2 separate regions of the Homo sapiens genome follow, and region 1 is linked to region 2. A link is a contact called in ENCODE Hi-C data. All regions are on one chromosome and are shown on one strand. Each heading gives the region's core, a stretch centred on a gene start or an enhancer-like site at or near the end of the contact. The rest is flanking DNA. Distances are from core to core; before and after follow the strand shown. Region 1 holds the start of GCM2 (glial cells missing transcription factor 2). Region 2 holds the start of NRN1 (neuritin 1).

Region 1 (5,187 bases), core at 1,079-3,578, 4.9 Mb before region 2:
ACACGCCACCATGCCCGGCTTTTTTTTTTTTTTTTTTTTTCGAAGAGACAGGGTTTCGCCATGTTGCCCAGTCTGGTCTTGCACTCCTGGGCTCAAGCGATCCTCCCGTCTCGGCCTCCCAAAGTGCTGGGATTACAGGCATGAGCCACTGCGCCCAATCGCGGGATGGACTTTTCTAAGCAAGCCTCACTGTGCCTTTGGCGCGGGAAGTAAAAGGACAGGGAGCGTGGACCACCCTTAGCTTCCTGATGTGGTTTCGCTCTTCCTTTATCCGCCTTTTGCCAACCGAAGGCACTAATCCTGCAAGAGGCGTTGGCATGGGCGCCCTCCTGGCCGAGTCCCGGGCAGCACCCGTCCGTGCGCTCAGCACGGGCTTTGCGGTGCCAAGGCCTAGGGTGCGTCGCTTCCCGGGTCTGGAGGGTCATGGATTCGGTTCATCCTCCTCTATCAAGGGATCTGCCGTGAGGAGTTGGCTCCTCTTCTCTGGCTGGGGCTGGGAATGGAAGCGTGCAGCTGCAAAACAAGGACGCGGGCAATAAATTCCAGAAGCCCTTTCCCCTGGCCGCCAAGAATCCGGCCTTGGGGTAGTCAAAGAGTGACTTTAGTCACTTCAATCGGTTTTGTTTTGTTTTGTTTGTTTTTTGTTTTTTGTTTTTTTTATATATATATATACTGAGGGTCTCCATGTGCCGGAGTAGCCCTGGGCGAGTCGGCTGCTCAGATGATGAAGGTTTCGTCCCAGCCCCGGAGAACCCACATTGTCCTGCGCACCTCCGCACCACCGCGATTCTCTAGTCCTCCAAAGCCTCCCAAGACTGTAATGGAGTAAATTCAATTTCGTCGTGATATTTCCAAGACTATATCAGTGAAGTTTTTTTTTAAGAGTTGTGGGCCGGGCGCGGTGGCTCACGCCTTTAATCCCAGCACTTTGAGAGGCCGAGACAGGAGGATCACGAAGTCAAAAAATCGAGACCATCCTGGCCAACTTGGTAAAACCCTGTCTCTACTAACAATACAAAATTAGCTGGTCGCGATGGCGCGCCTGTAGTTCCAGCTACTCGGGAGGCTGAGGCAGGAGAATCGTTTGAACCTGGGAGGCGGAGGTTGCAGTGAGCCGAGATTGCGCCACTGCACTCCAGCCGGGAAGACAGAGTGAGACTCCGTCTCAAAAAAAAAAAAAAAAAAAAAGATTTGTGTTCGGGTGGGTGGCAACTGAGAGCTCGCCGAACCACAACCTCTTATTTAACAGATAAACAGATAAGGAAGCTGAGACCCAGAGGGAGCCAAAGCAGTGGAGAAAGCGAGTTCTTTGGGACTTTTCCCCTCTCCCCTTTCCCTCCTTCCCCAGGCTCCCACCTACCCCAGGCTCCCACCTACCCCGGGCTCATTTCCGCCCCCCACCTCCTCCAGGTTCACTTTGTAGGACTCCGTTCCTGCAGGGCCAGGTCCCTCCGAAGTCCCCGGGAGCGTGAAGGCGCCTGGGCTCGCGAGCATACGCGGAGGCTTGGCGCACCCTGGCACGTCCCAAACAGCAGAGCCAAGACTGCGAGACACTCACAATAGTTAGGGGAAGAGCCGGCAGTGGAGGCCCAAAATGGGCTGACCCCTAACTAGGAGGCGTGGGCGCGGTTATTCAGGCTAGGGCGCACGCGGACGGCAGAGGGGCCCACGCACGGTTCCCATGCTCTCCTGGAATTGAGTGTTGGCTCTCAGGGGACTTTGCTGGAAAGCCTCCATCTAAGCCCCTTTCCGAAATCAGGGAAGCTGGACGCGTTTAGAAAAAAGAAAAAAAATAGGCCGGTCGCGGTTGCTCACGCCTGTAATCCCAGCACTTTGGGAGGCCCAGGCGGGCAGATCGTCAGGAGTTCAAGACCAGCTTGGTCAGGGTTTCGCATGGCTAAAACCTGTCTCTACTAAAAATACAAAAATTAGCCAGGGTGGTGGCACGGACCTGTATTCCCAGCTACTCGGGAGGTTGAGGCAGGAGAATCGCTTGAACCTGGGAGGCAGAGGTTGCAGTTAGCTGAGATGGCGCCACTGCACTCTAGCCTGGGCAACAGAGTGAGACAAAAAAGAAGAAAAGAAAAGAAGAAAATAATAAGGTTTTAAACTTAAAGGATACATTCCTACTTACCCTCTCCACCCCCACCCTCTGGCTGCAGTTTCCATTTGCTTCCAGGGCTGAGTTTAACCTCCACCTCCGTTCCTGGGACTGTGGTGGAGGGGGCGACCGGCCCCTGGAGCGTGGGCGCTAGCGAGGTAGGCGAGACAGGGCGGAGCCCCCCGGAGGTATATCTTTATAAAGGAGGGGGCAGCTGCCAGAGGTCGATGCTGCCGTTCGGGTGGAGAACGTTCAGCACCGCGGCCAAGGACAAGGCCCCGCCCGGGTCCATAACCATTGTCCCCAGCTTCCAGATATCTAAACAGCCTCTCTCTCTTTCTCTCTCTCTGCACCTCCCCTTCACACACCCCACTTTCTTCTTTAAAGAGAAGAAAAAAAACCCACCTGGCGCACCTGTCCTTTTTTCTTCTATTTTTCAGAACCCTGGGCGGAAAGCGCGAGCGAGTTGGGCAGATGCCGGCGGCCGCGGTGCAGGAAGCGGTCGGCGTGTGCTCCTACGGGATGCAGCTCAGCTGGGACATCAACGATCCGCAGATGCCTCAGGTAAGTGAACCGGGTGTGTGCGGGCACGCGGGGCGCTGTCCATCCGAAGGAGGGAGAATGGCATTCGAGTTCTTGAAGAGTCTGCGGACGGACCATACACACACACACACACACACACACACACACACACACACACACACACACACACATACCCGCAAAATTTCTGGGTTTCTGAGGCCCTCTCAAGTGTAGAAAGAAAACTGGACTCTACAAAAGGCTGAGTTGGGTTTAGAAATGTGTCTTCTTGGCCGGGCGCTGTGGTTCATACCTGTAATCCCAGCACTTTGGGAGGCTGAGGCGGGTGGATCATCTGAGGTCGGGAGTTCAAGACCAGCCTGACCAACATGGAGAAACCCCGTCTCTACCAAAAATACAAAATCAGCCCAGCGTGGTGGCGCATGCCTAAAGTCGCAGCTACTCGGGAGGCTGAGGCAGGAGAATCGCTTGAACCCGAGAGGCAGAGGTTGCGGTGAGCCAAGATCACGCCATTGAACTCCAGCCTGGGCAACAAGAGCAAAACTCCATCTCAAAAAAAGAAGAAGAAGAAGAAGAAGAAATGTGTCTTCTCCCAGCAATTTCCTTGTGCTTGCCTGAAATCACAAGCAAAGCAGCAGGAAATGTTGGTCAGGCTCCACATTCCCAGTCTTGGGGAGAGCGGGACGCCTGTCCTTTCACTTCCCTTTAACCAAGGTAGAAATTAGGTGCCTCTCTCCTTATTCATTTACTTTAAATCCATGAGGAAGCTAAGGAGAAAATCTAAGCAGATGTAAATACCACTGCTTCTCATGCAGCAAAACTGAGGTACAACTGTAAAGTGAATCTAATGACCTAAATTTAAAACAAGTAGCCCGACTTGAGCAATTTGCTCAGACCTCCCTAACTGCTCAGAGGAAGGAGGCCCCATAGTCATGCCAACAAGGCCACCTGTACCCAAAACTTACTTCTTCTCTAATGACAAGCAAATCATCATTCTTTTAGGGTGAATTTGTTGTATTTTGCTTTATTTCAATAAAGCAAAAATGGTTTGGAGCCAAGTCCAAAGAATGACTGGGGTGGATGAAGTGGTGAATGAAGTGGGTGGTTTGAAGCCAGTTCCAGAGAATGACCAATTATCATTAGTCACACTGGTTAGGGCCAAAATTGAGTGATGTTGAAGTCCTGGCTGTAGGGGGTGGGGGGTGTAGAATGAGAGTTGCTTCCCTGCCATTTGCAGATGTGGGCTTCCAGCAATGTTGTGGCACAGGGATAAAAGAGATGGGTCATTTTGTCCGCAACTAAAATGTGTCTGATAGGTGTTCAGATGAATAACAATTCATTGCAACATTGTGTCGCCTCTCATAGAGGTCAGCACTTTTTTGGATCCATATATTTGTAGTAGGTTAGGTGTGTTTTACTCCTTTGTTTTTGTTTGTTTGTTGGGGTTTTTTGTTGTTGTTTGTTTGTTTTTTGAGGCGGGGTTTAGCTCTTGTTGCCTAGGCTGGGGTGCAATCACACGATCTCAGCTCACTGCAACCTCCATCCCCCAGGCTCCAGCGATTCTCTTGCCTCAGCTTCCCGAGTAGCTGGGACTACAAGCATGCGCCACCACGCCCAGCTAATTTTGTATTTTTAGTAGAGATTGGGTTTCTCCATGTTGGTCAGGCTGGTCTCGAACTCCTGACCTCAGCTGATCCACCCGCCTTAGCCTCGCAAAGTGCTGGGATTACAGGCGTGAGCCACCGTGCCTGGCCCACTCCTTTGTTTTAAAGTCTGCCTACTTTAGAGTCACATGGTACCATTTTCATGAAAGTGGACCACAGTACAGCAAGTGCATCTCATTCTGTTTCTGTCCATGTACATCTTCACAGGAAACAATCATATCTTGCATTTTAGAAAAGTCACATCCAAGTAATGTAATTATGGTTCATCTCTCAAGCATTTGCTAGACTTCCCATGTCAATATGAACTTTTTTTTAGGAGACTGGTTGTTAAGCAGGAAGCATGTGTGTAATATCTCAAACGGGCCAGGCACACTGGGACATGGAGAAGTGAAGAAACTTAGCATCGCCCTGCTCTGGGTAACCGAGTGAGCAAGTTAAACTACCTGTCTGACCTTGAGAGAGTCCTTGAATTTGCCTTAGTCTCAGGCTACTTACTCACTTGTCATCAAGTGGTAGAGTGAGATAACCATCTCAAACTCTCCTCCAGGTCTACGATCAGGTTCAGTGTCTATGTGTGTGTATGTACACACACACACAACATGCCAACACTTGAGAGCAAGTGAAACCCAATCCTTGACATCCTCTATTCTTGTACTGATTTTAAAAATACAATCTCTGTGGCTTCATTGCCAGGGTCACTACCTCAGTAGCTCGTGTGAGGCATGGGGGCCTAGTCTACATCCTTAAGGGAGAGCTAAAGAAATGCTGTTTTCTGGAAAATTGTCAATTTGTTACTAAGATCCTTAAGTTAAAATATTCACTTTTAAAACAAAGATATTAGCATTTAATATAAGCTTGGAGTTGATAGCACATCATTATATA
Region 2 (5,794 bases), core at 1,818-4,317:
CAAAAAGAAATACGTTCTTTGCAAGAAGTTGGCTTATAAAAAGCACTCTTGCACGGATTTTATTCTTCGGATTGTGCGTTTCCACTCCTAATCCCATTCACAGAATTCTAGAAAATCCTCAGTTCACAAAATTTCAAAGGTGAAAACAGCTTTGGAAATTACTTCATAGTCCACTCTCCTTCATTTTCCAAAGTGTGGGGGTCAGCCTGTGAGCTGGGTTTCCCTGCCCCTGTTCACTGCTCTTCCCACTGCATCTTCAACCCCAAGTATGATGTGAGATGAGCTTTTCACATTAATAAAAGAGGGAACGTTCTCCAAAGCCACCTCCAACCATGGATGCTACCGTTCCCAGACAGCATGCATTGACAACCATGAAATGCAATATCCTTTAATTAAAGAACTACGAAGAATCAACCCTGCATGGAGCCTGGACTGCAGAACGACCTGTAATTTAAAAGATGAGAATTTTTCAAAAAATAAAATGTCATGTGCATCTATCTACCCAGAAAATCATTTATGTAGAGTACCAACTCTGTTTGCCTCTCTCTTCTTCACTTTTAAAAAGACTCAGGCCTATGAGGGAGGTTGGGACGCCTGGGGAGGAAAATGAAGAGAGGAAAAAGTCAGCGGGGGTTCCCTCCCGGGGTAGGGCGGTGAGGCGCAGCCACGTCCCAAGGGCAAGAACCGGATCGGCCCGGGGCGCGGCGCGGGCGGCTGTGCGCACGCGCGTGGGTTCACCCGCTTCATTGAGGCCCTCAGCCCTGCCTACTCCACATCCCCAGCGCCCCACGCTCAGAGTTACAGGGGAGGGGTTGGAGAGGATCCCAGAAAATGATGCTGTGAAGATCCCAGGTGGATAAGCAGGAGGAAGGCAAGGACGTTGAGGGCAAAAAACCTTAAGCCACTCCCAAGCCTGGGCTCTGCACGAGTCTGAGCGAGGTTGGGGGCCCGCAGCTGGTGGCCTGGTCCGGGAAAGCTGGGCCGGCCCCACGCGGAACCCCGAGCGAGGGGCGGAGCCGTGGGCCGGGCCGCGTGGCAACCCCCCTGAGGCCCCGCCCCTCGGAAAGCCTCCCGCCCTGCCATTGGAAGACGTCGGGGGAGGGTCCGAGAAACGCCCCCCTCTCGCCACCAGCCCCCGCCCCACCCCTTGTCCGCCCACGTTTTCGGTTCTTCCCGGAGCCTCCGAGCTCGGGGAAAGGAAACACCCGGGGCCGCCACCGTGCCCCTGGACACCGGAAGGCGAGCCCCCAACCGCCCCGCCCGCAGGCCGGTGACATAACCAGGGGCGGGGAGACATGACTCCGCCCCCAGGGCCAGGAAGGCTGCATGGGAGTCTGAGGCTCCCGCGGGACGTGAGTTAGGGGCCGCACATTGCAGACACCTCACGTCACCAAGTGCTGCAGTAGGACCCCCGCAGCTTCCCCTCGGCCCCCTACCCTCCACAGCCTGTCCTACCCCCGTTATTTTGCACCTTTCTCCCCCTTTGTCTATGCATCTCCAAATATCTGAGTATGGGGACGGCAAGATTGGCCCTAGAGGGCAAGCTGCCTGTAGAAGCAAATTCAACGCTTCTCCTTAATCCGTGTGCATTTCTACAGTTTGACAGCTTGACGTCCTCTAGTGTAGTTTGGCAAAATTTGGGGGGTCGTTTTCATTTTTTTCTCTCCACAGGCTTAAGGATTAAAGCTGGCCAATGCCTTCTTTAGCATTTTATTAAAGACGCTACAATTTAGACTTTTTTTTTTTCTGTTTGGTGCAGAAGAAAGGAAGAAAACCAGAGCTTAAAGGCGTTTAGAAAGGAAATAGCCCTGTTAGTTTTTCGGTTTTGACTCAAGCTGTCGTCGATAGCAGCTTGCACCTAGCACAAAGCCAGCTGCAGAAGTATTTTGTTGCAGGGTAGGCTACACCTACACAGGGTCTGTGCCTGAGCATCAAAAGACAGTGCAGGTGTGTGTGGGTCCGGGTGTGCGTGTGCGTACGTGATGTACGTGTGTGCGTGTGGGTACGTGTGTGTGTAGCCCAACAAATAAGCCCAAGAGGCGCATCAAGATTAGAAAGAAGTCCGCACACCAGCGCTTGCCTTGGAAATTTCCTAAAGCGCTGAGAGTTGGTTGGTAAATCACTAGTATCCGAAAACTGTCTTATCAGAGGCTCCTTCCCCGGTGCCCTACTCGCCCCCTAAAACAGGTGTCGCTGTGTCCCTTGAAGCGGCCTTTGGCCCGCTGGGGCATCGCAGGTGGGTAAAATTCAGAGGACATTCGGTGTTTATTTCTGGGGCCCCACGTGTGCAAACCAAACCCCCGGGGCCTGGGCGTGTGCGCGCGCTCGCGTGCCTTGTGTGCGGGCGGGCATGGGGGCGCTCGGCGCGGCTGGCGGGCGTGCGCGCGCGCGTTTGTGTGTGTGTGTGTGTGTGTGTGTGTGTGTGCTCGTGCGGGGGGCCGGGCTGCGTGCTCACGCGCTCCAGGCTGCGCCCAGAGCTCAGCTGCTGGGTTGGAGAAAAAGAGGGTAGGCAAGCGCAGGGGGCGGGCGGCCGAGGAGCGCTTTCGAATTAATCGAGCTAGCTTAGCTGTTTTTCCCTCTCCCGCTCCTTTAAACCCCCCTGCATCGTAGAGAGCGGGCTGGATTCTCTGTGGTGCTGATGGAGGAGGGGGAGCAGGTTGAAACAATCGAGTGGGCGCGCCAGGACTCCCCAGCTCCTGGCGGGGAAGGGAGGGGGAGCCCCTGTTCTGCGCAGGGAGGCGGCGGGGCTGGGGGGCCCCCGGAACGAGGAAGAGGCAGGGGTGACCGCTAGAATAGGAAAGTGCTCACCCCCGGGAGGCAAAATTTCGTTCAGATCGCACATTAATTGGAGATATCTGATTAATTCCAGCTTCTGATGACTATAAATGGCGATTCTCTACCAAGGTGTCTATATTAAAAAAAAAATCATTCCGTGTCATCCCCCACGTCAGGCCTGCTCGTGGGCGTGAGGCTGTACTTCCTCCGCCCCCTTCTAATGGAGTGAACCATTCCCAGCTCTCCCCCCCCCCTCAGCCTCTCTCTCTCTCTCTCTTTCTCTCTCTCTCTCTCTTTCTGTCTCTTCCTCGCTCCCTCTCTTTCTCTCCTCCCTCTGCCTTCCCAGTGCATAAAGTCTCTGTCGCTCCCGGAACTTGTTGGCAATGCCTATTTTTTGGCTTTCCCCCGCGTTCTCTAAACTAACTATTTAAAGGTCTGCGGTCGCAAATGGTTTGACTAAACGTAGGATGGGACTTAAGTTGAACGGCAGATATATTTCACTGATCCTCGCGGTGCAAATAGGTAAGTGGCCGCTCAGCCCGGCTGGAGGCTGGAGGCGGGAGGCAGCCTGCCCCGGCCCGAGGCGCGGAGGGGGACTAGCGGGTCCGCGGCCGCCCCAGGGTGCGGAGAAGCCGGCAATCCCCCGAGGGTGGGGGCATCAGTTCCTGGGGACTAGCGCGTCCCAGATCGGTTTTTCCTAAAGCTATAGATTCCAAATGTTCGCCAGGAAATGTGTGCGGCCGGACATTTTCTGGACACGGTTTTTTTCCCCCTTTTTCCTGAGCACACATCCATTTTTGTTTCCCTTTCTGGGTTTATACCAGGTTTGGTGCGCTCTGGGGCAATGTACTGGCCCCTGCGATACTGCAAGATATGATTTTGAAGAGTCGAAATGTGAATGCAGGAATAAAATGGCTAGGCAGCCAGGACTGGAAAGTTTATGTGCTGAAAGCAAAGATATTCCAGGGCTCAGACTGCTGCATTTAGAACTTTGTCATTCTCCCGCCCCTCCTCCCCCCTATATCCTAGCTGCAGCGTTTGCACGGGCACCGCAGACCCGGCTGGTGGGCAAATCGAGAGTGATAGGGAACTTCAGACCACATATTTTAACATGCTTACCATTGAAGAGGATGAATTCAGCCAAATTTACGTAGATATACTTTTCTAGATGCATTTGCCTGCTACTTTACACATTGGTGTCTGCATTTTATATATAGGAAAGGGTTAAGAAGTGTTTGGAATATGTCATGTCGGGTGTTTGTTATTTTTGTTTGTTTGGGATTGGTTATGGAAGGAATTATTTAGTCCCCATTTTATGTTAAGGAATGTTGAGTTGTAGTTACGCTGTCAGGGGTCTTTTTAAAGTTCACATTTTTACCATCCAGAATGAAGAAAAGATATAGAAGAGGGCACTAGAAAACCCCCTTCTCCGACACTGGGTCAGAACATTAATTAACGTGGCCTAAAAGTGAAAGTGAAGCAGGTTATTAATAGAATGGACAACACGGGGGAAAAAAGAAACTCCTGAAACGGAATTGTTACCTCCTATCAGTTCAGGCTGTGGCATTCTTTGCAGACAAATCCTTGCAGTATTGGGGGAGGGGGTGCTTTAGGTAATTGGTTTGGGGCAAGAAAGGAGAATGCATAATATGTTTTTTCCATAAGAAATGTGAAGGAAACAAGGTTTGGAGTTCTCTAGACCTTAAAATGGATTCTTTGCAGTGGGGTTTTATGCAACTGACATGATTTTGAGATTTTATAATGCAGAAACATTATAAAGATTTTAGAGTGTGTGAGTGCAGGATATTGGTGTTTTCCTTTAGTTCCAAAAAATGACAATGCTTTAAATCTGGTTGTTTTGAATCTTTGACATTAGTGAAAAGAGCTGCTGTAAATAATATTTCTAATGGCAGCAAATTCCTTAAATGTTGGAAATAAGTGAATGTGGCATTTTGCAATAAACCTTTGAATTTTTAGAGAGCAGGAGAGAGAGTTGTTTTTGAGATAGAAATTTTAATCGGACAAGATTTGGGACTCTGTTTTCCCGGTAGGAAATAACCTTACTTTGAGAGGTTTGGAGGGAAAAAAAAGACGGTGGTCGTGCCTGAGGGACGCGTTTTGAACACATTAACCTCGGTCCAAAAATGACTATTTGTTGACTGTGGAATTGAAATTGAACGTATTTGTTCCCTAATGTCTGCCCTTTCCTGCAACAGAACCTCGGTCTTTATTAATTCACGGCTGGGAGCTGTCCCAAATCATTGACATTTGGCAAGAAAAGTGGGGGTTGGGAGGGGCGGGGAGGTAGAAGAGTGTGGTGAACACGAAAGAAGACGCAGCAGGAGGAAGTTCGGAATGAATGAGAGGTCGAACGAATGAATGAACGGATGGAAACCGCACAAGAAGGGGACGGCAGAGAGGACAGGGAAGGAGCCAGGGTCACCCGCTAGAGTCTCGCCTAAGCGGGGTTCAGGAAGGACAGCGAGGGACCCACGGGCTGCGACCTGCTGGGACGCGTGCGCCTGCAAAATCCGTCCCGCGCGCAGCCTCCCGGCCTCCCAGAGAAGGCTAGAGTCCAAGGAGTCACAGTTTTAAAAGACAGAAATGTTCACGACTTATTTTACACAGCACACACTCACACATGCGCGGTGTGCAGGGTCTTCTCCAGCAGCGCCTGGGAAGATAACGTGACAAGAGCGCTCCCGCCCCCGGCGAGCCCCAATTCCCCTTAAAAAATGTCAATGCATTTTAGGGGCTTCTTTCGCCACTGAGTTTTGGGGGTGTAGGCAAGGGGTGGGGAGAGACGTGGACGGGGAGATTGGACTTTATTTTATTTCGTTTCTTCTCTGCAAAGCTGTATTTGTGACATGCGTTATAGAGGAAGATGTGTGGAGTGTATTTCCATTTTGAACGAGCTCTATCAGAACAAAGATTCGTTTATTCTTAAGATTTTACGTCAGTGTTCGATTTGTTAGTATTGTAGTCGCAAGGGTATTTAATGTTCGCTGTAAGGTGAACT

Evidence for each region. A loop is a pair of places that touch in the nucleus more often than their neighbours do. Pooled maps may share reads with other maps.
Region 1: a pooled map shows a loop between it and region 2 (20-fold over the local background). The contact joins the promoter of GCM2 here to the promoter of NRN1 in region 2. A Hi-C loop is called at or near these places in 7 of 50 pooled maps.

What each region holds. Positions count from the first base shown.
Region 1 is chr6:10,879,182-10,884,368 of GRCh38, reverse strand. It overlaps GCM2 (glial cells missing transcription factor 2), which reads left to right and starts at 2,328. Exons shown (of 5, transcript NM_004752.4): 1 at 2,328-2,665. The coding sequence starts at 2,576. RefSeq lists a silencer at 2,139-2,433.
Region 2 is chr6:6,004,198-6,009,991 of GRCh38, reverse strand. NRN1 (neuritin 1) reads left to right here and starts at 3,067. Exons shown (of 3, transcript NM_016588.3): 1 at 3,067-3,297. The coding sequence starts at 3,243. RefSeq lists a silencer at 1,017-1,136 and an enhancer at 5,603-5,794.